2 separate regions of the Homo sapiens genome follow, and region 1 is linked to region 2. The links are chromatin loops, found by intact Hi-C in ENCODE. Cell type or tissue: PC-9. All regions are shown on one strand. Links, peaks and the distances in the headings refer to the core of each region. The heading gives the core; the rest is flanking DNA.

Region 1 (5,379 bases), core at 146-5,145, 250 kb before region 2:
AGAGCGAGACTCCATCTCAAAAAAAAAAAAAAAAAAAGAAGGAAAAGTAAGGAATGTTTAGAAGACACCTAATTCATTCTTGATTTTTTACTGAGATAAAATTCACATCATATAAATTAACCAACAAAATGAACAACCCAGTGACATTTAGTACATTCACAATGTTTTGCAACCACCACCTCTCTCTAGTTCCCAAACATTTTCATCACCAGAAAAGAAAATCCCTTACCCATTAAGCAGTTAATTCCCATTCTCCTCTCACCCTATTCCCTGATATCCTCTAATCTGCTTTTTGTCTCTACGGGTTTACCTATTCCGCATATTTCATATAAATGGAGTCATATAGCCGGGCGCAGTGGCTCACGCCTGTAGTCCCAGCACTTTGGTGGGTGGATTGCTTGAGTCCAGCAGTTCGAAACCAGCCTTGGCAACATGGTGAAACCCAGTCTTCACAAAAAATACAAAAATTAGCCAGGCGTGGTAGCGCAAGTAGCTCCGCCTCTCAAGTAGCTGGGCCTACAGGCATGAGCCACTGTCCCTGGCCTGTTGTTGAACTGTAAGAGTTCTTTAAATAGGCCCGGCGTGGTGGCTCACGCCTGTAATTCCAGCACTTTGGGAGGCTGAGGCGGGTGGATCACCTGAGTTCGGGAGTTAGAGACCAGCCTGACCAACATGGAGAAACCCCATCTCTACTAAATATACAAAAATTAGCCGGGCGTGGTGGTGCATGCCTGTATTCCCAGCTACTTGGGAGGCTGAGGCAAGAGAATTGCTTGAACCTGGGAGGTGGAGGTTGCGGTGAGCAGAGATTGGGCCATTGCACTCCAGCCTGGGTGAGAGAAGAGTGAAACTCCATCTCAAAAAAAAAAAAAGTTCTTTAAATATTCTAGATACTAGAACCTTATCAGATATATGATTTGCAAATATTTTCTCTCATTCCGTTTTTTCACTTTCTTGATAGTGTCCTTTTAAACAATTTTTTAAAGTTTTTTATTTTAAATTCTTTTTTTTTAATAAAAAGAGAGGAGGTCTCACTATGTTGCCCAGGCTGCTCTTGAACTCCTGAGTTCAACTGATCTTCCTTGCCTTGGCCTCCCAAAATGCAAGGATTACAGGTATGAGCCACCACACCCATTCCCTTTGTTTTTTATTATTTTTTAAGATCATTATTGTTTTGAGACAGGGTCTCACTCTGTTACCCAAGCTGAAGTGCAGTGCTGTGATCTTGGCTCACTGAAGCCTCTGCCACCCAGGCTCTGGTGATCCTCCCACCTCAGCCTCGTGAGTAGCTGAAATTACAGGAACATGCCACCACACCCAGCTAACTTATTTTTGTATTTTTCATAGAGATGGGGTTTTGCCATGTTGCCCAGGCTGGTCTCAAATTCCTGGGCTCAAAAGATCCATCCACCTTGGCCTCTCAAAGTGTTGGGATTACAGGCATGAGCCACTGCACTTAGCCTTTTAATTTATTCTTAAATTAAGTTTAATTATTTTTTTTTTGAGACAGAGTCTTGCTCTGTTGCCCAGGCTGGAATGCAGTGGTGCGATCTCGGTTCATGACAACCTCCACCTACCAGGTTCAAGCAATTCTCCTGCCTCAGCCTCCCCAGTAGCTGGGATTACAGGCACCCGCCACCATGCCTGGCTAATTTTTTGTATTTTTAATAGAGACGGGGTTTCACTATGTTGGCCAGGCTGGTCTTGAACTCCTGACTTCAGGTGATCCACCGGCCTCAGCCTCCCAAAGTACTGGGATTATAGGCGTGGGTCACCGTACCCGGCCTTTTTTTTTTTTTTTCCTAAGGCTGTTTCTCAGTGTGAGAAAAGTACCCTTTGATGTAGAGAAGTTTTAAACATTGATAAATTCTAATTTATCTACTTTTTCTTTTGTTGCCTGTGCTTTCGGTATCATCTTTAAGAATCCTTTGGCAAATCTAAGGTCATGAAGATTCACCCTTATGTTTTTTCCTAATAGTTTTATAATTTGAGCTCTTAAGTTTAGGTCACTGATCCATTTTATTTATGTATTTATTTAATTTGTGAGATAGAGTCTTGCTCTGTTGCCCAGGCTGGAATGCAGTGGTGTAATCTTGGCTCACTGCAATCTCCGCCTCCTAGGTTCAAGTGATTCTCCTATCACCACAGTGCAGCCTGGGAACAAAGGGAGACTGCCTCCCGAGTATTCGGGATTACAGGCATATGCCACCACACCTGGCTAATTAAGTTAATTTTTAGATAAGGTGTGAAGTAGGGGTACAACTTCATTCCTTTTTTTTTTTTTTTTTTTTGAGATAGAGTCTCGCTCTGTCACCAGGCTGGAGTGCAGTAGCGTGATCTCCGCTCACTGCAACCTCCACCTCCCAGGTTCAAGCAATTCTCCTGTCTCAGCCTCCCAAGTAGCTGGGATTACAGGCGCCCACCACCACATCCAGCTAATTTTTGTATTTTTAGTAGAGATGAGGTATCACCATGTTGGCCAGGATGGTCTTATCTCTTGACCTCGTGATCCACCTACCTTGGCCTCCCAAAATGCTGGGATTACAGGTGTGAGCCACTGTGCCCGGGCACAACTTCATTCTTTTGCATATGGATATCCATCTGTCCCAGCAGAACTGACTCATTTTTAAAAAAATTCATCCTTGGTTTGATATGGCACATGCTTTGAAATCATGGAATGTGGAAATGATAGACCCTGAACTTCACGAGCTAGCAAAATGGATTGGGAGGGAATTCTGAATCGCTGGTAGGTCTGCTAAATATTCAATAGTTTGGTTAGTGCCTTCAGTGCTGGCTGAAAGTAAGCTCAGAATCTCTTTTAGATGAGCTTCTTTTTGATCAACAGATGGAGCTCTAACCCAAAGAAACTGGGCTACTATCATTTTTTTGATGAGTCAGCTGAGACCAACCACAGCTAAAATAATTCGAGTGGCAAGTTGACAGCGATGGGTAAAAAACCATGGACATAAGGGGCTATTCAGTGAAGAAAATGAGCCATTTTCTAGACTATTACATGCAATACCCTGAGGAACTCTTTAAAAATGGTTCCTGAGAATTTTAGATCAAAGAACAGTATCTCTCATTTTGAATATTGCTGAGTGAGAAAGGTTTGCAGGGAAACCCCTAGTTTATTAAAATGGATGAAGGGAGGGGCCTATCATATGTATCTAGATATGGGCAACTGTCCTGCCCCTCCCTCATCACATAGTCAGTGCCTCCTGAAGCTACAGAAATGCTGTGGATGCAGACAGTACGGTTCTGGTTGTATGAGGACATAAATGAACTCCATTATGGGATACCCCTCACCCAGGTTATGAATGATACTGTGATAAAAGGCATCCACCAGCATGAACTTCATATGTGACTTTGCTGTTAGATCTCAGGAAGATGTAAAAAGGCAGTTTAAGATCTTTTATCCCAACTTCCTGGATAATAAAAAGATAGTAAGTTTAGGACTTTATAAAAGAAATAAAATCAAGAAAGAAATGGGGCATGAAAAAGAATAAGGTTAGACCCTTAGTTTATACCATATATAAATATTAACTCAAAATGGGTCGGCCGGGCGCGGTGGCTCACGCCTGTAATCCCAGCACTTTGGGAGGCCGAGGCGGGTGGATCATGAGGTCAGGAGATCAAGACCATCCTGGCTAACAAGGTGAAACCCCGTCTCTACTAAAAATACAAAAAATTAGCCGGGCGCGGTGGCGGGCGCCTGTAGTCCCAGCTACTCGGGAGGCTGAGGCAGGAGAATGGCGTGAACCCGGGAAGCGGAGCTTGCAGTGAGCCGAGATTGCGCCACTGCAGTCCGCAGTCCGACCTGGGCGACAGAGCGAGACTCCGTCTCAAAAAAAAAAAAAAAAAAAAAAAAAAAAAAAAAAAAAAATGGGTCAAAGACCTAAACATAAAACATAAAACTCTTAGAAGAAAACATAGGGGAATACCTTTATGACACTGGATTTGGTAATATTTTCTTGGATATGACACCAAAAGCACAGTTAACAACAACAAAAAAACTGGACTTTATAAAAATTAAAACATTTTGAGCATTAAAGGACGCTATGAATAGTAAAAAGCCAACCCTCATAATGGGAGAATATTTGCAAACCATATACCGGATTAAGAGTTAATATCAAAAACATATAAGGAATTCCCACAACTCAACAACAAAAAAATCCAGCCCAATTTAAAAAATGGGCAAAGGAACTGAACAGGTATTTCTCCAAATAAGATATACAAATAACCAATAAACACATGAAAATATGCTGAACATCACTAGCTGTTAATGAAATGCAAATAAAAACTATGAGATGTCATTTCACACTCATTAAGATGGCTAGTACTCAAAAGGCAGAAAATAACAAGTATCGATTGGCAAGAATGTAGAAAAACTGGAACCCTTGTGCATTGCTGGTAGAAATGTGAAATGGTCCATTTGCTGTGGAAAACTATATGGTGGTTTCTCAAAAAATTAAATGTATAATCAGGAGGCTGAGGTGGGAAGATCACATGAGCCCAGGAGTTCGAGGCTGCAGGGAGCTAAGATGGTGCTGCTGCACTCCAGCCTGGGAACAAATGGAGACTCTGTCTCAAAAAAAGAAAAAAAAAAACAACACAGACTCACCACAGATCTAACAATTCTACTTCTGGGTATATACCCCAAAGAACTGAAAGCAGGGACCTGAATAATTATTTGTAAACCCAGGTACATAGCAGCATTAGTCACCATAGCCCAAAAGATGGAAACAACCCAAGTGTCCAATGACAGATGAAAAGATGAAGGAGGCCGGGCACGGTGGATTACGCCTGTTATCCCAGCACTTTGGGAGGCCGAGGTGGGCAGATCACGAGGTCAGGAGATCGAGACCATCCTGGCTAACACAGTGAAACCCCATCTCTACTAAAAATACAAAAAAATTAGCCGGGCGTGATGGCGGGTGCCTGTAGTCCCAGCTACTCAGGAGGCTGAGGCAGGAGAATGGCGTGAACCCGGCGGAGCCTGCAGTGAGCCGAGATTGCGCCACTGCACTCCAGCCTGGGCAACAGCGAAACTCCGTCTCAAAAAAAAAAAAAAAAAAAAAAGATGAAGGAAACATTGTCTATACATACAATGGAATACCATTCAGCCATAGAGGAATGTCATTCTGAAAAATGCTACAACATGAACTTTGAAAACATTTTACTAAGTGAAGTAAGCCAGTTACAAAAAGACAAATACTGTATGATTCTACTTATATGAAGTAATTAGAATAGGCAGAGTCACAGAAAAAGTAAAAGTTACCAGGGGCTGGGAGGAGGGAAGAATGGGAAGTTATTATTTATTGAGTACAATTTCTATTTGGGATGATAAAAAAGTCTGAAAAAAGATAGTAGTAATAGTCA
Region 2 (5,379 bases), core at 53-5,052:
TTCTCTGTGAGTTTCTTGTAAGGTATTTGTTGTATGACTGCTATCATGAGGCACATTTTATTCACCTGTCGGGAGCTGGTACCATTAGTGTAATATAATCATTCAGTTTGACTCTCATCAGTGTTTTTGCTGCAGCTGCTGCTGCTTTTTCCACACTCTAGTTTTCCAAAACTCAGGTGCAGTGGGGTATTGAGTCTCCTTGTCCATCCAGGCAAGAAAAAAATAATCACTTCAGAATGAGTAGGTAGGAAGGCAGCACAAACAGACATGTAAAAAAATGACTTCACAGCCGGGCACGGTGGCTCACACCTGTAATCCCAGCACTTTGGAAGGCCAAGGCAGGTGGATCAACATGGTGAAACCCCGTCTCTACTAAAAATCCAAAAATTAGCCGAGCATGGTGGTGCATGCCTGTAATCCCAGCTACTCGGGAGGCTGAGGCAGGAGAATCGCTTGAACTGGGGAGGCAGAGGTTGTGGTGAGCCAAGATCGCACCACTGCACTCCAGCCTTGGTGACTCCATCTCCAAAAAAAAAAGAATGACTTCAGAATGCTGTTCTAATCAGGTAGCATTTTGGTAAGGAGAGAAATCAGTATAACTTGTTCCACCAACTCAAAGTGCAGAGTTCCACATAATTGCTGGAGTCTTTATCACCTCCCCACCCAACTTTGTGATTTGCCCCATATGCTAAGGACTTCAGGCGCTGCTCCATCCAGGGGTTTGAATCATATCATGGGGACTCTGCCCCTGTCTCTTCTATACCCTTCATTGCTCCTTGTTGTTATTTGGTTTCATTTTCAGATGAGATCCGGTGTGTTCAGGGTGATATGGCTGTAGACATGGCCTTCTTTTCTTTCTTTCTTTTTTTTTTTTTGAGAGGGAGTTTCACTCTTGGCACGATCTCGGCCCACTGCAACCTCTGCCTCCCGGGTTCAAGCAATTCTCCAGCCTCAGCCTCCCAAGTAGCTGGGATTACAGGTGCCTGCCACCATGCCTGGCTAATTTTTGTATTTTTAGTAGAGACGGGGTTTCACCATGTTGGCCAGTCTGGTCTGGAACTCCTGACCTCAGGTTATCCGCCGGCCTCGGCCTCTCAAAGTGCTGGGATTACAGGTGTGAGCCACCGCGCCTGGCCTGGGCCTTATTTTCAAATCTCTTCTTGCCTTCTGACAGCTAGATGGCCACCGGCAGCTCCAAGCCTACATTTGTTTTTTTTTGTTTTTTTTTTTTTTTGAGACTAAGTTTCGCTCTATTGCCCAGGCTGGAGTGCAAGTGGTGTGATCTCGGCTCACTGCAACCTCCGCCTCCGGGGTTCAAGTGATTCTCATGCCTCAGCCTCCAGAGTAGCTAGGATTACAGGCGCCCGCCACCACACCCATCTAATTTTTGTATTTGTAGTAGAGACAGGGTTTCACCATGTTGGCCAGGCTGGGATTACAGGCTTGAGCCACCGCGCCTGGCCTAATTTTGATTTTTTGAAATATTGTATTATTTTTCTTAATTGCTAAGTTTTTGGCATCCACTTAAATTTTGTGTCTGATTCTCCTCACCCTAGGCTATAACATCATGGCAAGCTTTTATTTAAGAAAAAAAAAATCTTTGCAAGTTTTTTTGTTGTTGTTGTTGTTATTTTTTTTGAGACAGAGTCGAGCTCTGTCGCCCAGGCTGGAGTGCTCGAGTGCAGTGGCGTGATCTCGGCTCACTGCAAGCTCCGCGTCCTGGGTTCACGCCATTCTCCTGCCTCAGCCTCCTGAGTAGCTGGAACTACAGGCGCACAACACCACGCCCAGCTAATTTTTTGTATTTTTAGTAGAGACGGGGTTTCAGCATGTTAGCCAGGATGGTCTCGATCTCCTGACCTCGTGATCCGCCCGCCTCGGCCTCCCAAAGTGCTGGGATTACAGGCGTGAGCCACCGCGCCCGGCCAAGTTTTTGTTTTTAAAACAAAATCTTTTTGTTCCACAAGCAATAAGAACTTTCAGTTCAGTTCCACCTCTTGGTTGTTTACCAGCGCGGCCTCTTCTCTACTCCAGGGGGCAAAAACGGGGTTACAGTTCTCAACCACCAGGGGGCGTCAAAGAACAACTGATAATCGAACCGTTCCTAAGGACGTCCTCCAGGAATATTCCCCAGCCTGGATTCCTTTTCTTGCTGAAGAAAACCCATCCATTTTGAGTTCTCTGCCTGTCAAGTACTTCAGTCTCAAGTAGGCCCCGACTACATGAGCTAGATTCGAGGTTATGTTTGGATTGTATCCTGAAAGTACCCAAAGAAGACATTTATATTGGCTGCAATGATCAGAAAGCCAGAATAAAATCCCACGGGGGTTTGAGTTAATCAAACTTGTGTTTAAACTTTGGCATGTGTGATGCAAATCAAGGTCGCTGGGTAGGGATACCAAGCTTCCTAGTTTCCCCTGGTCAGTAAAAGTCCTGCATCTTGACCCTTCAGTTCCTGCAAACTGGACTGTTGGTCCCTCTACCTGCTTGACCCTCAGTTTTCATCATCTGTGAAATGGACATAAGGCTGGTACCTTCTATGAAGTGTTCATGGAAGAATTCAATGAGATGATGATGTACACAGTAGGTGCTGAATAAAAACTAGCTCAGTTTTGTGATCAAGTGATATACTAGGTGTTTGCAATCCCAGGGATGACCCAATAAAACTATGTAAACAGAGCCCTAGCTTTTTTTGTTTGTTTGTTTTTTAGACGGAGTCTCACTCTGTCACCCAGGCTGGAGTGCAGTGACACTATCTCAGCTCACTGCAACAACCTCTGCCTCCAGGGTTCAAGTGAGTCTCCTGCCTCATCCACCTGAGTAGCTGGGATTACAGACACTCACCACCATGCTCGGCTAATTTTTGTGTTTTTAGTAGAAACAGGGTTTCATCATGTTGGCCAAGCTGGGCTCCAACTCTTGGCCTCAAGTGATATGCCACCTTGGCCTCCCAAAGAGGTGAGATTACAAGTGTGAGCCACTGCACCCGATTGAGCCCCAGTATTTAAAAAAACTTTAATATAATAGAGATGGGGTCTTGCTATGTTGCTCAGGCTGGTCTTGAACTCCTGGGTTCAAGCCATCCTCCCACTTCGGCCTCCCAAAATGCTGGCATTACAGGTATGGGCCACCTTGCTTGGTCACAGAGCCCTAGCATTTTAACACCTCACTTATACATTTAATTCACTTCCAAAGATATTTGCTGAGTGCTTACTACATTTGAAGAAATTGTTAGCAGTTTAAAGGTTATGGGCATATTTTTTTTTTAAATTATTGCCCTTTCTCAAGGATGCTATAATGTCTAGGGGACAGAGATATGGAAAGTGTTTACAGGGTAGAGGGGAAAAAACTCCATGCTGATTGTTCCCCTCTTGTGGGTCTTTATTTCCTCCTGGCTGGATAACAGTAGTGGTTTAATTTATCTTTCCAGCCCCACTTCACTCTCCTTCCATTCCAACTGACAAACTACCAGGTGAATCTTAAGACAGTCTGGATTCTGTTTTCCAGAACGTAATGCCTCCTTTACCATGGCGTTCTTTTTACAACAAGGCCTCAGCAAACTTTCAAACCTTATCTCTCAAACAACCCAGGTGACTCCCTTGCTCAAACATGTCCTCTGTTTTCCTTCCTCCACGTTATTACTCACAGTGTTTCCTAAGTTGGAGTGCCCCACCTCATTACTGCCTGTCAAACATAAGCTCTTTCATGTGTTGCCTCAGTGGGTTCTCCACCAGACAGGAACACTCCCTTCCTAGACCAGACCTCATTCTACTATCCTTTCAGCATTGTTCGTGTTAGCATCATTTCATGGACCCTGTTCTTGATTGTGGCAAAGCTGATCTATTTCACCTTTTTATATTTCCTCTAGTTCCTTGTATGTAGCCAACAAATGTTTATTGAATTACACCCAGGATCTTATTTATTTATTTATTTATTTATTTATTTATTGAGACAGAGTCTTATTCCATCACCCAGGTTGGAGTGCAGTGGTGCGATCTTAGCTCACTAACAGGCTCCATCTCCCAGGTTCAAGCGATTTTCCTGCCTCAGCCTCCCGAGTAGCTGGGATTACAGGCATGCACCACCACACCTGGCTAATTTTTGTATTTTTAGGAGAGATGGCATTTCACCGTGTTGGCCAGGCTGGTCTCAAACTCCTGGACTCAAGTGATCCACCTGCCTCAGCCTCCCAAAGTGCTGGGATTACAGGCGTGAGCCACTGCACCCGGCCCCAGGATCTTAATTTTAATATCCGTATCCTAGCTTTGCTAGTTTTAAGCTGTGTGATATTGAGCAAGTTACTTAACCTCTCTAAGCTTCAGTTTCCTCATGTGAAATAAGATAATGCACTTGGAATGCTTTAGCATTCTGCTTGTTACAATAGGAGCTACAGATTGTCAGAGAAAGAAAAGATCCACCTACGTTGGAGGAATATGGGAGGGCTTCCTGGAGGAAGTGGGATGTCAGCTGGGATTTGAATAGATGAAGATAAAAGAGGACATTCTAGACAAAAAAACTAATCAGAACAAAGACTTAAGAAGAAATAGGAAAGCACAGGATGTGCTGAAGACGGAGTTGATCAAGTCCTGGAAAATACTTTTGGAGAGATTCTCCATGAAGAGAAATAGAGAGGGAAAGGATGGGGGAGTAACTTTTCTCAGAGTATGAATTAACAGGTTGGAAGGAGGAAGATCAGTCTTCAGTGGTTCGCTGAAGGTTCCTGTCATTGGATTTGCCCCTTTCAGCAGCAGCAGCAGAATCAGAAGTGGTGGCCAGTGGATAGGTGACAGAATGAAATCAGCACATGTTTTCAGCAAGGTGCAAAGAAGGATGGAAATGGACAGAAGGACAACTGGCTGCTCATGATTAGCAGAGTGAGGCTTAAAGTTTTACATTTGTGTTAAAGAATTAATTATAGAGGCAGGAGAATTGCTTGAATCCGGGAGACGGAGGTTGCAGTGAGCCAAGATCCCGCCACTGCAATCCAGCCTGAGCGACAAGAGCGAGACTCCATCTCAAAAAAAAAAAAAAAAGAATTAATTATAGAAATACAAGAGTGAATTTGGCTTAGTATCAGTTTTTGGGAAAAGCTCTAGAGGGAAGGGGGTGGAAAGGATTGGTTATAAAGTCAGGTTGAGCCAAAGGGTCAGTGCAGCCACTAGATCTGCCGATGCAAATATAAAATGAAGCCAGGCACGGTGGCTCACACCTGTAATCCCAACACTTTGGGAGACCAAGGCGGGCAGATCACTGGAGGCCAGGAGTTCAAGACCAGCCTGGCCAACATGGTGAAACCCTGCTATCTACTAAAAATACAAAAAAATTAGCCAGGTGTGGTGGTACATGCCTGTAGTCCCAGCTACTCAGGAGGCTGAGGCA

Evidence for each region. Peaks named below come from ENCODE experiments on the same cell type or tissue, not always from the same donor. Only the 100,000 strongest peaks of a DNase experiment are listed, where the experiment ranks them.
Region 1: it touches region 2 in a loop (18-fold over the local background); 15 of 110 quality-filtered maps call a loop at or near these places.

What each region holds. Positions count from the first base shown.
Region 1 is chr22:40,896,730-40,902,108 of GRCh38, reverse strand. All of the region lies in intron 4 of XPNPEP3 (X-prolyl aminopeptidase 3), which reads right to left. Among named protein-coding and RNA genes, the nearest start is that of DNAJB7, 37 kb to the right of the region's middle. In PC-9, for the core only: CTCF peaks have their summits at 2,653 and 2,858; a DNase peak (open chromatin) is centred at 2,848.
Region 2 is chr22:40,643,105-40,648,483 of GRCh38, reverse strand. No RefSeq gene overlaps it. Among named protein-coding and RNA genes, the nearest start is that of MRTFA, 9.1 kb to the right of the region's middle. In PC-9, for the core only: a CTCF peak has its summit at 2,050 (motif pointing right); DNase peaks (open chromatin) are centred at 2,073 and 3,653; H3K4me3 peaks cover 587 bases; H3K27ac peaks cover 578 bases.